2 separate regions of the Homo sapiens genome follow, and region 1 is linked to region 2. A link is a loop called in an ENCODE intact Hi-C map of the cell type or tissue named here. Cell type or tissue: PC-9. All regions are shown on one strand. Each heading gives the region's core, and the rest is flanking DNA. Links, peaks and the distances in the headings are about the cores only. Region 1 holds the start of C18orf63 (chromosome 18 open reading frame 63). Region 2 has its middle 36 kb from the start of TIMM21.

Evidence for each region. Peaks named below come from ENCODE experiments on the same cell type or tissue, not always from the same donor. Only the 100,000 strongest peaks of a DNase experiment are listed, where the experiment ranks them.
Region 1: a loop joins it to region 2, with 12 times the contacts of the local background. A loop is called at or near these places in 1 of 110 quality-filtered maps.

The regions. Positions count from the first base shown.
Region 1 is chr18:74,312,855-74,321,743 of GRCh38, reverse strand. C18orf63 (chromosome 18 open reading frame 63) reads right to left here and starts at 5,905. Exons shown (of 14, transcript NM_001174123.2): 1 at 5,635-5,905; 2 at 3,745-3,910; 3 at 1,153-1,231. The coding sequence starts at 3,878. RefSeq lists an enhancer at 5,528-5,697. In PC-9, for the core only: no CTCF peak of the experiment used is centred there; a DNase peak (open chromatin) is centred at 4,803; H3K27ac peaks cover 512 bases.
Region 2 is chr18:74,179,868-74,188,756 of GRCh38, reverse strand. No RefSeq gene overlaps it. Among named protein-coding and RNA genes, the nearest start is that of TIMM21, 36 kb to the right of the region's middle. In PC-9, for the core only: no CTCF peak of the experiment used is centred there; a DNase peak (open chromatin) is centred at 3,706; H3K27ac peaks cover 635 bases.

The sequences.
Region 1 (8,889 bases), core at 3,367-5,866, 130 kb before region 2:
TTGAATTTACTAGTACTCTAAAATAATGTCCTTGTTCCATAAAGATGTTTAGGTAGAAAAAGATACAAATAAGATATTAATTTACCTGTTCACCAACAGCTTGCCTTTTAAAAAAACTATAGTAAGAATAAGAAAATATGGCTGGGCACGGTGGCTCAAGCCTGTAATCTAAGCACTTGGAGAGGTCGAGGTGGGAGGATTGCTTGAGCTCAGGAGTTCGAGACCAGCCTGGGAAACACAGGAAAACCCTCTCTCTACACAAATACAAAACATTAGCTGTGCATGTTGGCATGCACCTGTAGTCCTAGCTACTCGAGAGGCTGATGGAGGAGGATTGCTTGAGCCTGGGAGGTGGAAGTAGCAGTGAGTCGAGATGGAGCCACTGCACTCCAGCCTGGTCAAGAGAGCCATATCCTGTCTCAAAAAAAGGAAGGAAGGGAGAGAGAGAGGGAGGGAGGGAGGGAAAATACGAGGTGGACATATAACCAAGACCTAGGAGAAAAATAAAAGAACTAAACTTTTAGATGATTTATCAGCATTGTCAATAAATGCTGATTTCACTGGATTCTGGGAATTAAAATATCAGAAAAACAGAATTTCCAGGAAGATTTTTGATAAAAATCTCAGGATAATATGATTTTTAGAAAGATTTTTGGCACTTCGCTATAATTCAGGGTTACATACAGAATTGGGAAATATCTTTCTAATACTAATTTTAAAATTTTAAGTGTAAAAATAATTTTAAATAAAATGTTCCATTAGAAGAAATGTTGATCCAAGTTCTTTAAAAACAACTGGAGATTTGTTGAAATGAGAAATTTTTTCCTTTTAGTCTAAAGAATAAAATATGATAAAATGTATCAAGCCCATGCTATCTTAAAAATTATACTGTAGCATGTTTTATTCATTAACAGTCTTTATCTTAGCATTTATAATGAGAAAAATAAATGTTAAATTAGAACCACAAAAATGGATTTTAAGCATCAGGCATTTCAATATTAGTTTGTTAATAATCCAATTAACCTGTAACACATTGTGATTAATCAATTAATCCTCATAAACATCTTAACTTTAGCTATAATACCTAAATTATTATTTATCAATATTGTTCTCAACTAGTAATAACATTTCACAAAATATTAAAATACTAACCGCCATCACCACCCAGATTTGGTTTAATATTCCAGACACAGGTGATGTAAGAATATCTTGATGCAAAAACAGCAATTGCCTGTGGAGATGAAATATATTACAAAGTGGACTGGTATGGTTTGGTTCTGTGTCCCCACCCAAATCTCATGTTGAATTATAATCCCCAGTGTTGGCAAGGGACCTGGTGGGAAGTGATTGGCTCATGGCGGCGGATTTCCCCCCTGTTGCTCTAGTGATAGTGAGTTCCCATTAGATCTTGTTTAAAAGTGTGTAGCACTTCCTCCCCCCACCTCTCTCTCTTGCTGCCATTAGAAGAAGGTGCTTGCTTCCCCTTCACCCTTCTGACATGATTTTAAGTTTCCTGAGGCCTCCAATCATGCTTCCTGTTAAGCTTGCGGAACTGTGAGTCAATTAAACCTCTTTTCTTCATAAATTATCCAGTCTTAGGTAATTCTTTACAGCAGTGTGAAAACAGACTAATACACTCACTATCCGTTTTTACTCTATTGGAACATTTTAAACCTTTGCTTAGCTAAAACGTTAAGTTTCTCCTAGGCAACAATTGTGTTAGAGACTCTCTCCCCACACTTTGCATAGCACCTTGAACAGTGTAGGTGTAGGTACTCAGGCAATATTTGACTTAAGAGAATTAGGAAGTTTTAGATACTAATGCTAACTTGAGAACTTGTCCCCGCATCTGAATTTCCCAATCTCTTTCATCTGTGAACCTAAATTCATCTTTTAGAACTCAATTTTTGTCCTATATACTTGAAGAAATCTACACACAGTGAAGAATCTGTCTCCTTTAACTCCTATTTCTTCCATTTTTCCTTTAAAATAAAAAAAAAGGTGGTGGGCAGGGGGCACCAGAGGCAAGAGTCTAAGGATTCACCTATCAGTGAAGTTACCAACCACTTAAACATTTAGAACTACTGACTAAATCCTTTTCCTTCAGAAAGGAAATTCTTCCCAAGCCAGAAAGAACTGGGTAGTGGTTTCAACAGCCAAATGAACTTAAAACAAACATCATCAGAATCAAATTACCATTAATAATTTCATTTCAAGGTTCAAGGGAAAGATAGGAAAAACACAAAAAGAATACAACTGGAAATCTGAAAACCTTCAACATTACTAATCATCAAAGAAACAAATTAAAATAACCATTAGGATGTGTATGGGGTTACCTTAAAAAGCAACACGGGCCAATCTGTTTCTGGTGGCTTCATATTTGTTGGAACCAAGGTATATCAGGTACTTGCCTTGGCAAGGCCTGCCATTACCTGACACAGCCAAATGCTACTAGAGAGAGCCAAATGCTATTCAAGACTCTCTGTCAATTACCGGGAGGGTGAGTGAAGATAACCCCACTCTGTGGGAATGGCTGCCTTCAATTTGAGGACAAGCAGAAGAAAAACCTCACTTTAGGTTTTCTACCTATTTTAGTATTTCCAAAAGGAGTCACAGATTAAGTCCTTAACAGGTATCATATTATACTTTAGCAGGAAGGGTACAGGCTCCCTGATGCCCCTGGGTGGGAAAATATGCAATGGAGAGAAGAAAAACTTTGTAAATAAGACGAAAATGAAGGACACCCCAAAAGTGGCTTCCTTATTTCTTGCCTCTGGGTATCTTCTAGTTGTTTGTTCTTCTCTAAGCAATTCATTTAAATATAGAATCTTCTCATGTTTTCTATGACTCTTCCTTTGAGTGCCTCAAACAATTTAAAGGAGGGTCCTCAGTAATCATGGAATTATACTTTAGGTTTCCTCTAAGCTGCTTTTCTTTCCTTTTTTTTTTTTTCTGAGACAGAGTCTCGCTCTGTTGCCCAGGCTAGAGTGCAGTGGCACAGTCTTGGCTCACTGCAACCTCTACCTCCCAGGTTCAAACGATTCTCCTGTCTCAGCCTCCTGAGTAGCTGGGATTACAGGTGCCTGCCACCATGCCCAGCTAATTTGTTTTATTTTTAGTAGAGATGGGGTTTCACCATGTTGGCCAGGCTGGTGTCGAACTCCTGACCTCGTGATCCGCTCACCTTGGCCTCCCAAAGCACTGGAATTACAGGTGTGAGCCACCACGCCCGGCCCTCTTAAGCTGTTTTTCAACGACTATGTGGGATCAGATATTTTGAGACAGATCCTAGAGAAATACTCCACAGTGTCTCATACTGACTTGAGAATTAAGAAACTATACTAATCTAAGATGTTTATAGGATCTCTAAGTGCCCCACCTACTGGAAATACCTACTGGAAAACAGTAGGTATTCCATAAATATTGATTAATTAGGACCTCTAAGTTTCTGGGAGCCTGAATTTAATTCATGAATGTCTGTGGAGATTTTAAACTTTTAAAAAGCACATAAGAGGTCACAGATATAAAAACTCAACAGTGAGATAATTCTATTGCAAGTATTTTAAATCCCTCCTTAAATATAATCCAATATACCTGGTCAAAACAAAATCTGACTTCCTTTATTTTAAAATTATAAACACAAGTTGAGTGAATGAGTATTTTGCTTTATAGAAAATTCCTCTAAAACAGCTTTTATAGGTCTCAAAGTTTTAAAAGTCTTAGTTATAAGATGTATTTTTTTACCTGCACATCTTCATTTGTATAGTCCTAATCTCAGTATCTGCCACCTTATTACTCAGTATTATTCTGACAGCACAGAGTTTGTTTAAATCTGGAAGTGTGATGAAGAACAGAGACTGCTGCCTAGAATCATTCATACTTTCCTGACTGAGTGTCTCAGCAATCAGGCCTTTAAAAATAAACAGCAAAAAAAGGTAGTAAATTATCTTACCAATAGAGTTCCAATACCAAGTCAGCACACAATATTTGATATTGTTTTAGAATGGGATGATACAAACAAGTTAGTTTGCAAACTTCAGCAGTTAAGTATCCCTGCCATTTACCTTTAAGGTCTTCTAATGATTTTCTAGGATTTTTGGTACAAGTTTTACTAAGATATAGTTCACATAACATAAAATTCACCCATTTAATGTGTACAATTCACTGTTTTTTACTGTATTCAGAGTTGTGCAACCATCATTGCAATAATTTTTAGAATATTTTCATCACTCCTTTTTCTATAACAATAACTATTTTTTAAAAGTCAAAATGTATAGCAAAGTCTTTTGTTGTTTCAGATTTTTCTGTAAAGCACTTCAAGGTTGAGGAATATATTATTTTTCATTGTACACGACAGAAAATGTTTACTGGTCTCTAAATTGTTACCTAGTTTTTGTTTCCACTAAATTATCCAGCTTTCAAATTCTATTGGAGGCACAGTTTACAGTTGATAATTCATAAGGTATACCTTTGAAGTCTACATTACATTTTACTACAGTAACAAAAACTGGAATATAAAAGTAAAGCAACCCAGTGAAGCTTCAGTACACTAACATGCACAAATACATTAGGGAAAAGTAAGCTGGACTCTAGTACTTTCAACTTTTCAACATCAACATGCTTTTTCTTTTTAAGAAAGAATAATATACTGGCCCGGGAATGTGCAGTGTGACCAGCCTTCTGATCACAGTACTGAAATGAGTTTGTGGTGTCATCTGAGGAATGCTGGCAATGCCAGCAGGAATGTAATACAGTAGGAATGTAAATTCCAGGTCACCAAAAAATTCCTGGGTGCAAGTCCTCCCGTTTTGCCAATCTTCAAATACTCACGGATTGCAACACTGTATGTAAACAAGAGTGATCTGTTCAGGGATAAGCATGAATTTATTAGAATTATTACTATTGTTTAATTTTGTGAGTTCCTAGTTGGCAAAACTTGCAGATTCAAAAAGAATGTTGTTTTCTTTGGCTAGGCTGTAGAACTATATTGTGAAGCTCAAAACGTGGGCCAAGCCTTATTATGATCTACGGATGCGCTATTAACATCCTGTCCAGGGAGTCGCTCCACTACGTTTCTGTCCCAGGATTTCATCTTTATTCCCAATCCCCAGCAGGGCAAGGAACAAGTGCTAGGAGCAGGCAACAGGCACCTACGCAATTCTACACGTGAGGGAGGACTCAGAGAACCCCAAAGGACCAAAACTCTGGGAGCGCCCAGCTCCTGCAGTGCTGTGCGCTAAGCCTCGGGACCGCCGCTACGAGGGACCCTTCCTAAAAATCCTCCCGGGGCGCGGGGTTCAGGGCGGCCCCAGACCCGGCTTGCCGCTGCCCCCAGGCGAGCGCCCACCCCTCTTCCGGCCTGGCTTCTGTGAGAACAGTAATGGACGTGAGTGGAAACGAATCTAAGGTCTTTGTTCAGCTAAATCCATTTTAAAAGGTGATTCTATAAATTTCCGATATAATGAAATGCCCGAAAAATTGGGACTCATGGGTCTTTGCAGATGAATACATTTTTTTCCTGACCCAAACCAACGTCCTCAGGGTGCCGGCGCCGGCACCGGGATCCTGCCCTCATGGCGGCCCTGACCTGCTCCTCCGCAACCGTGGGGAAGAGAATCAGGAAAATGGTCTTACAAACTGGAAAAGCAACACTTCTAACGCCCACGGCCTCCTGCACTGCAGATGCGTCAGGCGTCTCCTCAGGGGGAGGAAAGGGCGGGTGGGCGGCAGGGCCTCCAGCAGTCTCCCTCGCTTCCGCTCTGCCTCCTTCAAGCAGCTGCCCCCCAAGGCCAGGCCTCTTGGTCTCTGTGGGGCGTCGATTGAGAGCCCGCGTGCCTCAGCTCCCTCCTCGCTGCCCTCAGGAGACGCTCCCGGCTCGCCCCGCGTGCCCTGCCTTCATCGGAGTGTCCCCTCGTGCCCTCCTCACAGCCCTCGGGAGCCAATCCCAGTATTTCCCGCGCTCTCCCAGCGTTCCCTGCGCTCTCCCAGCATGCCCTGCAAGCCTTGCGCTCCTGGCACGCAATGTAGGTCAACTTTTCCCGCCAAGGCAGGAACCGACCAAAGCTGGTCACGGATGACCCAGTGAAGCCCTGTGAGATTCTCTCAGCCTGAGCTGGTGTGGGTGGGGCCGGGACACAAGGTTCTGGCCGCCCTCGAAGGCGGGAAAGCTGGGTCAGCGCAACACGTCCAACGGGGAGCTCCGGCGCTGAAGCCCCGGCTAACTGCGTGCTGCACAGGGGCTACCCAGCCTCTTGCCTCGGCACGTTTCTCCTCAGATTCTCATGCCCGAATTTACAGCTTCTGCAGTTCCTTTAGTGGTGGGAATCTCCATGACTGGAACATCTTCATGCCTGGTGTGGAGGGGAAGCGTGGTGCAAGCTCGTGGGAGTAAATCCACGAAGCGCCTACTGTGTGCAGATGCGTTTCTAAGGTCTGCTGATAGAGCACTAAGCAAACAGCATTCCCGGTCCTTGTGGGATGCACATTTTACTTGGTAGTTGGGGGAAAACAGATACGCAAGATAAATGTGCAAAATCTTAGTGTGGCAGATGGTGATAGGTGCATTGGAGAAAAATTAAGTAGGGTAGGGAGGCGGGGAGTGCCGAGGAGAAGTCGTTAGGTTTAATAGCGTGGTCAGGAAGGCCTCGTGGAGAACGGGACGTTTGAGAAAGACATGAAGGCGGTGAGAGTGGGCAGCCTCGTGCATGTCTCGGGGGAGAATGTTTGTTACGAGAGAGGGAATCCTACAAAAGGCCAGGGCAGGAGGGACGCCAGCTGGCTGCAGTAGAGCAGGAAAGAAGTGGCTCCGTGAGGCAGGAGGAGTTACAGAGAGCCAGACAGGGTTAGGCCCGATAAGCCATGGAAGTATTAAAGGTGCATCCAGCCTGCTGTGCTGGAATGGACTGAAGGGGACAGGGAAAGGAAGAAAAGCAGTTAGGAGGCAATGGCAATAAGGAGAGAGGTGGCTTGGATCAGAGCAGTGGCAGTGGAGGGAATGGGATGGGATGGGATTGGATTCTGGATATATTTTGAAATTAGATTTAATAGGATTTGGATATGGATTGATGTGGGATCTGAGAGAGAGGGAGAGGAATCAAGCATCACTCCAAGGTTTTTATACTAAGAATTCAGAAGGATTGGGTTGCCATTAATTACAAAGGGGAAGACTAAGAGGAGCAAGTTTGGGGCTGAAGATCAGGAGGGTTCATGTCAGTTTTGGACTTGTTGACATTGAGAAATGAAGAGGAACAATAAGAGTTCTGGGGAAAGATCTGCATATAATAGATGCTATTTAAAACCTGAGGCCAGATTGGATCTCCATGAGAGTGCATTTAGGAAGAAAAGGAACCCTCACACTGGATCCTGGGACACCCCAATATGAGGTCAGGGAGATGACAAGGAACTTCATGGGTGGAATGTCAGGAAATTTTCATTAAGTCAGAGATTTGCTACTTTTCAATCCCACATCTTGCCAGCTCCCAGAAGTGGTATTGTGAAAGAATGAGATTTTATATTGTGTTTAATGTCTAATCAGTTAAAGTCATTTACCTATTTTATTTGCAAAATAATTTTTGGCAAAGAGGAACATTTTTACATATCTTCCTAGCAATAAGAATGTGTTCAATGTTTACAATTGTTTGGTTACTTATGACCCCAGATGTGAGATTATAGTAAGTGATTATCACAACGTTGTTGAGACAAATCAGCCTCCTAAGACAAAGACACTTTACATTAATTGAACAAAACACAATCTTCTGAAATAGTCTAACAAATGTAATGTCTCAAATTTAACACCTGCGGTCTGAAGGTTTTATGTCACAGTCCTTGCAATTATTAAAACAAACCTTTCGATATTACAGAAAATCTCTTTGTCCTACTTGGTATGTACACATGGGGAAAGAAACCCCTCTGTTTTATGAAGACAGGTAAAAAGTAAATATAGATTCAATTTAAATTTTGTGATAACTGTGGATATTCACTAGCCTTTCCTATCTATCTAAACAAAGGGAAGCCAAGTGTTCTTTATTCCAAAAAGCACATGTATGAACACTTTATGTTCTTAATATCTGTGCTATTGAACTTATGGCCTCTGGTTTCAACAATAATTTTAACCAAGGCAGAATTAAAGACATTTGAAGTTTGTTTGTTTGTTTGTTTGTTTGTTTGTTTGTTTGTTTTGAGATGGAGTCTCGCCCTGTCGCCCAGGCTGGAGTGCTGTGGCGCAATCTCGGCTCACTGCAACCTCCGCCTCACGGGTTCCCACATTTCTCCTGCCTCTGCCTCCCGAGTAGCTGGGACTACAGGCGCACGCCACTACGCCTGGCTAATTTTTGTATTTTTTAGTAGATACAGGGTTTCACCATATTGACCAGGCTGGTCTTGAACTCCTGACCTCGTGATCCGCCCGCCTCGGCCTTGCAAAGTGCTGGGATTACAGACGTGAGTCACAGTGCCTGGTGTGAAGTTTTAAATTATGTTCACATTACCAAATACCCAAATACCAAAAAGGCCATTTCTAATCATATAAAAGGTGCCTAACAAGTATTTATTGAATGGATTCACAAGCAGATGTCTCCCAATCTTTTATAGTATGCCCGTGAGAAACTGGTAAGATTTTATGTCATGAATTCTGAATCTTGCTACCATCTTTGATTTAGCCGATAAGCTCAAAACCAAATTTGAGATCCACTTGGAGCAATTGTGCAGGACTTGAGGAAATGCATCTTTATATATGCATGAGAGGAACTGTTGTTTAGTGGTTAAGAGCATGGTCTTTGGGGCCAGACTGCCTGGATTTGAATTCTGGTTCTGCCAGTTACTAGCTATGTAATGTTAAGGTAGGATACTTAACCTCTCTGTACTGCAGTTTCATTACCTTAAAAACAGGGA
Region 2 (8,889 bases), core at 2,489-4,988:
TCAATGTTTTGCTTTACATGTACAAAAATTGAAGATGCCCATTAGATATCCAAGCAGAGATGTCATATAATCTGCTGCTAAAGACAGTCTCAGTGCTGAAGGTAAATCATATATTGATGTTATTAAAAGACATGGGACCAAAACAGATCAACTAAGGAGACAGTGTAGACAAAGAAGAGAAAGGGCTTTGGGCCAAGGCATGAGGTTTTCCAGCCTTTAAAGTTCAGAGAGAAGAGAATATAGCGGCCAGAGTGATGAAGGACAGCAGAGAGGTAGAAGAGGGCCGTGAGAGTAGCACCCTGGAGGCCAAGAGCAGATGGCATCTCAAGAAGTTGTCACCAGCCTCTGTCACCACTAGTAGATCAAGTATAACATTGGCAGATACGTGATAACTGGATTTCACTACACAGAGGGTGCTGGTGACCTTAAAAAGAGCAGTATGGGGACAGGAATGGTAAGGAAAGAAAACTGAATGGGGCCGGGCACAGTGGCTCATGCGTGTAATTCCAGCAATTTGGGAGGCCAAGGCAGGAGGATAGCTTAAGGCCAGTAGTTGAAAATCAGCCTAGGCAACAGAGTGAGACCCCATCTCTACAAAAAGTTTTTTAAAAAAAATTAGCCAAGTTTGGTGGTGCATCAGTAGTCCCAGCTACTTGGGAGATGGAGACAGGAGGATTGTTTGAGCCAGGAGGTCGAGGCTGCAGCAAGCTGTGATTGAGCCACCATACTCCAGCCTGAGTGACAGAGTGAGACCCTGTCAAAAACAAACAAACAAAAACAAACACCTAAATAGAGTGGGTCAAGAAGAGCAGGGACTCAGGAATAATTTTATTTAAGCTAGATGATGGGCACATGGGTGTTTATGATTTTATTTTTGTATGCCTTAAGATTTCATAATGAAATAGTTTGAAGACAAAGAATGTATCACTTATTCTAAAACTTTTTAAAAAATGTGTGGAATTCTTAGGGTTAAGATTAATTTAAAATGTATAATGTGAATTTTACATCAATAAGACAGTAAGATGAGGAACAGTGGGAAAGAGACAAAGTGGCAAGGAGGAGAGAGGAAGGGAGGCCGGGAGGTGAGGATGTGGGAAGAACACTGTTGTCAACTCTGGCAGAAGTAAAGTAAGTCTGGGGCCTGGGTGGGGAGGGCCACCAATGATTTATTTATCTATTGACTTATTTACTTAAGAAATGATGTCTCACTCTGTCACCCTGGTTGGAGTGCAATGGTGAGATCATGGCTCACTGTAGCCTCTAACTCCTGGGCTCAAGGGATCCTCCCGCCTTGGCCTCCCAAAGTGTTGGGGTTACAGATATGAGCCACCTCACCTGGCCTGATTTCTTGTAAAAACATAAATGTGCAGAGGTGGCACAGCTGGGATAAATGACAAGCATGTTGTTAAAAGTTTTGACACCCTTAATATATAATGAGATTCTCCACCTTGGAGCTTGTGCCAATTGCAGCTCCCACCTGTAGAGAATCAGTGCATCTGTTTCATGACTCACCGTTAACAGCCTTGAGTAAATTCTCTAAAACAATCAAAATAAGCCAAAAGAGGCAGGAAAGGGGAAACACAGGAATTAAAAACAGAGGAGGCAAATAGGAAGGCTGGAGTGATGTATTAACTGAAAGGTTCTTGTATCGGTTTGAACCCTGAGAGCGCGCCAACAGACAACACGAGGGAGTGTGGAGCAACATGCTGTTTTAATGAGCACCTGAGTGCAGGTGGGCTAAGGCCCAAAATGGTGTCAGCCCCAACTGAGGATGGGACAGGGGGGTTTATAGTCCTCTGTAAACAGCAAGTGTCCCAGTCTGACATGACTGCTACATAGTATCTGGACAGCCTCTTTCTCGATCTTCAGGGGAGGTGTCTCCTGGCCAGGGGAGGTGTCTTCCTGCTGGCTCTCTTCCTGCTTCTATCTTGCTGACACACGCTGCTGACGCAAGTGGGCCTTGCACCTTGGGACTGGGCCTGAGAAGGGAGGAATCACTCATCCCTTCAAGCTTTCAGGGAGAATCTTTCATTAATGTAAGATAAAGTCCATTTCAAAACAAAATTGATCATGAGAGACAAATAAGGACACTTCATGAGGAAAGGATCAGTTCAGCAGGAAGACATAGCAATCATAAATGTATAAGTGCTCCATAACAGAGCTTCAAAATCCATGAGGCAAAAATGACAGAATTAAAGAAAGAGGTAGACACTACCACCGTCATGATTTGAGGTTTTAGCATTAGGAGATATACCTAATGTAAATGACGAGTTAATGAGTGCAGCACACCAACATGGCACACGTATACATATGTAACAAACCTGCACGTTGTGCCCATGTACCCTAGAACTTAAAGTATAATAAAAAAAAATATATATATATATAAAATTCCTCTCTCAAACATTGATGGAGTAACTGGACAAAAGTCCAGCAGAGATGCAGCAGATCTCAACAGCATGGTCAGCACCTTGGCTTTGGTAACATTTGTATCCATTGTGAAAGTGACGAGGATGGGTTCTGGCCCCCATGGTACAGCCACAGCCTGGGCTGTGTTCTAAAATCACTGCTCCAGGACCTTGCATGGGCTGCTTTCCTACTGGGTGCCTTGATTTTTCCATCTGTAAAGTAAAGTGATAATGGTGCTGACATCACCTGTTTTAAAAAATATTGTGAGATGATGCATAAAAAGCAAGTCAGCATAACAGCTGACCCGTATTAAATGTTCAACATATGTTGGTTATTGCTGTAGAATCAGTTACAATCACCATTCTAGTAGAATGGTAGAATCAGTGGAATCACCATTTGGCTGCCTGGAAGAATCTTAGGGGATTTTAGAAGTATTTAATCAGAACCCAGACATCAATCTGCTGTGGAAACACAGTCTTGCCCAAGCCTCACTCAAAGTTTCCAAACTTTTTCATATTTCCTGCCATTTCAGTTTCCCTCTCAGTCCCAGGATGAGCTCATGATCCTTCCAGTATTTCAAAGCAGCCCTAGTGATATAGGAGTTAAAAAGAAATGATTTAGGCAGGTAGTGAGTGTAGACGTGTCCTTGGTAAGGTTTTCTTTTTAATGAAAAGCAGCCCCCAAATCATTTCTTTTCTACCAAAGAGCAGCCTCTAAAATCGAGCTGCAGACATAGATAAGCAAGCTGGAATCCTGCCCAGGTGAATGCCGGCAGCTATGCCAATAGGAAAAGTCTACCTGGGGGGCAGGTATATTCAACACGAAGGCTCTATCTTCCCTTTTCTTTGTCAACCACGTGTACAATAAGGAACAGACAACATGGTGCCAGCCAGATAGAGAACACATCTGCATAATAAAAATTAAGGTGGGGTGGCCAGCTTCTTTGCACACTACATAAATAGCACACCTGGTCCAACCAATTTTTGGGCCCTTTGTAAATCAGACACCGCCTCTTCAAGACAGTCTATCAGCCTATAAAACCCCCGTGCACTTTGCTGCAGACCAGAAGTCCCACTTAGGAGCCCCTCTCTCTCTGCAAGAGACAGAGCTCTTCTCTTTTCTTTCTTTCACCTATTAAACCTCTGCTCTTTAAACTCACTTTTTGTGTGTCCACATCCTTGATTCCCTTGGTGTGAGACAATGAACTTCTGGTATTTACCCCAGACAATGACGCTGCTTCACTAGGTGCCCGAGGCCAAACCTCACACATTCCAGATTACCTACATTTACTGTCCCACACAGGAAGGCATGCATTTTTCACCTTTCCCACCCCACCCAGGTTCTCATGGGCCTGAAAGGGACCGTAAGCTACAGCCCCACTTTGAGGCCCTTGGAGAGTTTTCCAATGCATTTGGCAAAGGTGAGATGGCAGCTGCTCACTGTACCACCTGGGATACCAGTCAAACCTGCATTTTCCACCTTTTGTGTTATTGGAACTTTAAAAATTAATACCTCTGTATGATTAATGCCTCTGTATGATTGTGAATATTGTTCTAGAATATATAAATTATAATTAAATGTAGTTAAGGGTCTTGCTTTTGGAAAGAAACTGAGATGAATCTTTGGTGAATAGAGGAATCCACCTGTGTTGCAAATCTTTTCTCCCTAACTGGCACATTTGTATTTTCTACCTAATTGGCACATTTGTATTTCTTTAGAGAAGAACAGTGAATAAAAGAGGTAAACAAAGGAAAGTAAATTGCCCTTTTCAAGTCTGCCAGCTGTAACACCCAGAAGAGCGTTTTCTTCTTATTCTTCTAAGAATCAAGGCTCATAGGTATGTGCTAAAGAGTAATGAGGCAAGTTAAGAAGGTCTTCCGAAATACTGCTGGGGAAATTTAGCCCATTGTTACCAAAGACTTACAAAAACTTAAAGCCGTTTCCCTTCATTAAAAAACATGAGCAGTGAAACCTACTACATTGGCTTTCTGGAAACCAAAGAAAAGGACCTTGCTAAATTACTGTTAAGACAAACAATACCTTGTAGACTGACCTTATTAAGTCAGATGGCAGCTTTAGGGGTGAGCCTGGAACCTTTCTTTAAGTGGTGGTGGGCACAGTAATAATGTAGGGAAATGGAAAGGTCCTAGCCCCCCAAAACCTCCCTACCCACTGGCTTGTGCCTTCTAGATCACATTCTAAGCTCGTGTACTTTGTTTGAAGATCTGAATTTCCCAAATACATACACTATGGGCTTCTTAAATGGAACTCTCAATAAACTGTGACAGAAAGATGGTTAATGAGTAAGGTGGAACTTATTAAAGAGAAAGAGGCATAATTACAGTTTGAAGACAGGTTTAAAAATTAAAGCAGATAGGTTGTAGTGGAAATAAAATAGAAATTTCAAACATTTTAATTAAATTGTTTAAATTAAATTACTTCATTTCCATTTTAATTAACTTTAATTAACATAATGTGACATTATGAGCTTTAAAAAAAATGTTTTTCCCGATTTCCTTGGGAAATGTGGCCTAAGGAGAATGGATGGCACTGCCTCTCCGGGTCCTGTGTGCTCCCACTGCCTGAGTCATGATTCTCTCCAGCACCATTCTCCACCCCTCCAGACAGTGCTCTTGGAGGGAATGCATCCCATATATCGGGCCTCTCAATGATATCACGACAAAGGAACTGGCATAAAGAAACTTCTGATGGTCTCATTGCAGTAACGAGCTTAAAAAGAAAATGACAACCTTAGTTCAGGTAAGGTCAGTATTTGCAGACCTGTGGATTTGTAAGGATGCTCTGGAAAGAAAAGCTAATCTCAAATGTGCCAAAAAGGAATGTGAATGTATTAGGGCATGCCTAATTTTTATTGGTGTTAATAAGTAGAGGAATGTTAGTACACACATGTGTGGGGTTTATTCTTTTAAGTTCATGTCTATTATGAAGCACAGATATGCTCTTGTTTCCTCTGTGTAACATGAGACCAGGGAGTAGAAGGGATTGAATTGCCCAGTGAAAGGAGGATCTGTGTGTAGAACAGGAAGTGCTGCTGGGCAGGTGGAGTGGAGAAGAGGGGACAGGTGGGGAAGAGGTGGGGAGAGAAGGGAAGAGGTGGGGGCAGGTCCGGGACAGGAGAGGAGAAGTAGGGGGAGGTGGGAGGAGGAGTGGAGAGGAGCGGGAAGAGGGAGAGGAGGGGAGAGGTCGGGGAGAGGAAGGGAGAGGTGGAGAGAGAAGGGAAGAGGTGAGGGACAGGTTGGGGAGAGGAGGGGAGAGGTAGGGAAGAAGAGGAGAGAGGTGGGGGAGAGGAGGGGACAGGTCGGGGAGAGTAGGGGAGAGGTGGGGGAGAGGAGGGGAGAGGATGGGGAGAGGGAGAGGAGTGGTGGAGGACATGTGGGGAAGATGCAGGGAGAGGCAGGGGAGAGGAGGGGGAGAGTTGGAGGGAGCTGGTGCAGGGGGAGGCACAGCCTCACGAGCCTGGGCACTCAGGAGGACGCAGCACAGAGGCGCCAGTTGAGCCGCCTGGTTGATGGACCAGCTGATTGTCTTAAGCAGAAAGTCACCTGTGCAGACCGCCTCCTGGGAGAAAACCTTTCTAAGTTATCATATGAATTGTAATGAGAGGTGAGTCAGGCACAGGTTGAGGCGTGAGTGCAGCTGAACTAAGCTTAGGAGCAAATCTTTCCTGGGAGAAAGCCCCCTCAGTAGAGCAGCTCCAACCCTCGCGTAGAGCAGCCGCTGACCCAGGCCCCAGGGCTGGAGGGTCCCGCGGAGCCCCTGCGAGGCTGCCCTCTGGAGAGCCCAGCCCGGCCCCGGGGAGGACGGCTCGGAAGCAGGTGCCAGGGTGTCTTCCCGTGGCCCCGAGCTGAGGCTCAGCAGCCCAGGAGGCCGCCCCTGCTTTCCCACCCTGGGTTGCCTTCCTCTCCTTTCCTGTCTCGCTTCCCAGCCCTTCCTGGCGTTTGCTGGGATCACCTCCCGAATAGCCCTGAGCGTCCGCTTCTGGAGGAGCTCACATGGAGGGCCTTGGCGACTGACAGGTGATATTGAAGAGCAGGAGGGCGTCTGGCTCGGGATTGAAGGGCATCACCTGGCCCGCGTGCTAGGGACCGCTGCCCCAGGTGAACCTAGGAGGCCCCAAGCGCAGCTGCTGTGTGCTGGCGGGGTCTCCTGACACCTTTGCCTGTGATGATCACAGTGGCAAGATTAGGTCAGATGGACCGAGAAAGTGAGAGACAGAAGGCCTTCAAGTGAGGCTGCGGGCAGTTCCTAGCCCAGAGCCCGCGAAGAAGACGGTGATGGAGGCTCGCAGACCTCATGAGGTCAGCCTCCCTGCAGGGGGATCAGTGCTGCGACAGCCATCCCACCCCTGTTCAGTGGCCCCAACGGATGATAGCGTTTGCAATGAGGCATTTTCCCTGGGCGTGGGTCATGTGCAGGGGGCAGAAAGGAGATTTATATGAAATTAAGAAGAGGAATGGACAGAGCCTGATAGACCGAGACTGCCTCGTAGGTGCAAACCCTTCATCTGAAGAGCGTAAAGACGCTGAGCCCGCAGGGAACGACCGCTCTCTGTTGGGCATCGCGCTCCACTTCCCGCCTTCTAATTTTTCAGTCTTTTTATGACTCTCTGCCATCTGGTCTCAAAAGCTGAAGAACATTTGTGTACAGATGAGAATTTTCCTCAAGCGAGGCAGAACAGACAGCAGGGTGTAAATATTTTATACTTTCCAGGATCATTTTCTTTCAGAATATTAAGAATTCATGCCAACATTTGAGAATGGATCGCGGGAGGAATGCCGTGCTGAGTGGAACGCTTGCCGTGGACAAAGATCGAGAGAAAGAGCTGGAATACATTCAGAGCTGAGATTTCACAGGGCTGCCACAGCCTTTAATTAAATGTGGTTGACTCACCTACCCAGTAACACACATTTTAAATGCCCCACACGGATTGCTTTTTTTAAAAAAACAATTTTTAAAAACAATTTCCAACTTACAGGAAAATTGCAAGTGCAGTATAAAAACCCTTTTTTCCCACATCACCTGGAAATAAACTGCTGATATGATGCCACGTTACTTCCACATCCTTTAGTGTGTACTTTCTACAAACGAGGACATTCTCCTACTTGGTGAGCCGAATTGGGCCTCCTGTGTGAAATTTAAATGTTGAATATTGAAGTTCTCCCCTCTAGTACCTTACAATGTGGCTGTATTTACAGATAGTGCCTTAAAGAAGAAATTAAGCAAAAATGAGATCATTAGGATATGCCCTAATCTAATCTGATGGGTGTCCTTAAAATAAGACTAGAAAACAGTCATGCAGAGAGGGCTGACCATGTGAGGCCACAGTAAGAAGACGGCTTTGGTTTAATAACATAACAAAATTTATGGTACAGTAGAGAAGTGTAAATTGATCTTTGCTCCAAGGATGTAGCCATCTTAACTGACAATTCTATGAGTTTTACAATTCTTAGGGCAAGTATGTGTGACTTTTTTGCTGCCTTCAAGTATAACAAGGTCTTGCTACCTTAAAATCCTTTTCTTGACTCTCCCAAACACTCCTGGGGCCTGTCCCTTCTGGTTCCTCCTGTTGGTTGCCTAACTTGTGGAGAAGGTGATCTTCCGGCTGGTGTGGACTTCCGCCCACCATCGCTCATGTCTCTGCTTCCTCTGCTCCATGAACGTGCCCCTTACGGTCTCCAGGAACGCCCCCTTTGTTCTTCAATTCCGGATGCCTCTGAAGCAGAAGCCACTGCTTTCCTGTCACTGCCCAATGCCACTCGTGTTTTGGTTCCTGTGTTAGTTGACTGTGGTTGCTGTAACATTTGATCGGGAGCTGGGCGGCTTAACATGGTAGACATTTATTCTCCCACAGTTCTGGAGGCAAGAAGTGTAAAATCAAGGGGTTGGCAGAATGCTTCCCTCTGGAGGCTGCAGGCCGGGGGATCCTTCCTTGGCTCTTTCCAGTTTCTGTGGTTCCAGGCACCCTTGGTGTCCCTGGCTTGTGGCAGCATCACCCCAGTCTCCGCCTTCATCTTCACGTGGCTATCTTTCATCCGTGTGTCCTTTTCTGTCTCTTCTAAGGATGCTCCTGTTGGATTTCGGGCCCCTCCAATGCAGTATGATCTCCTCTCCAGCCTTACCTTGATTACATCTGCAAAGATCCTATTTCCAATTAAGGTCACATTCTGAGATTCCAGGAGAACTTGAATTTTCGGGGCAAGATTTGACTCATGGCAGCGTCTATGTGGAGGCTTGTCTCTGATGCCCGATGTCTGTGGCCAGTGCTGGATTAGGGTGTCTGTCAGACTGTTGCTCTCGACCCAGTGTCACACCCTGAGTCATGCCCTTTCTCATGGCTTCCAGCACTGGATACTCCAAGTATGTGTCTGAATGACACACAGTTCTCAGTCTCCAGTCCTGAACTGCTCAGAACCCAGTATTGTCGGCTGCCGGTGCCACATGCCGGCACACCTGACCCTGGAA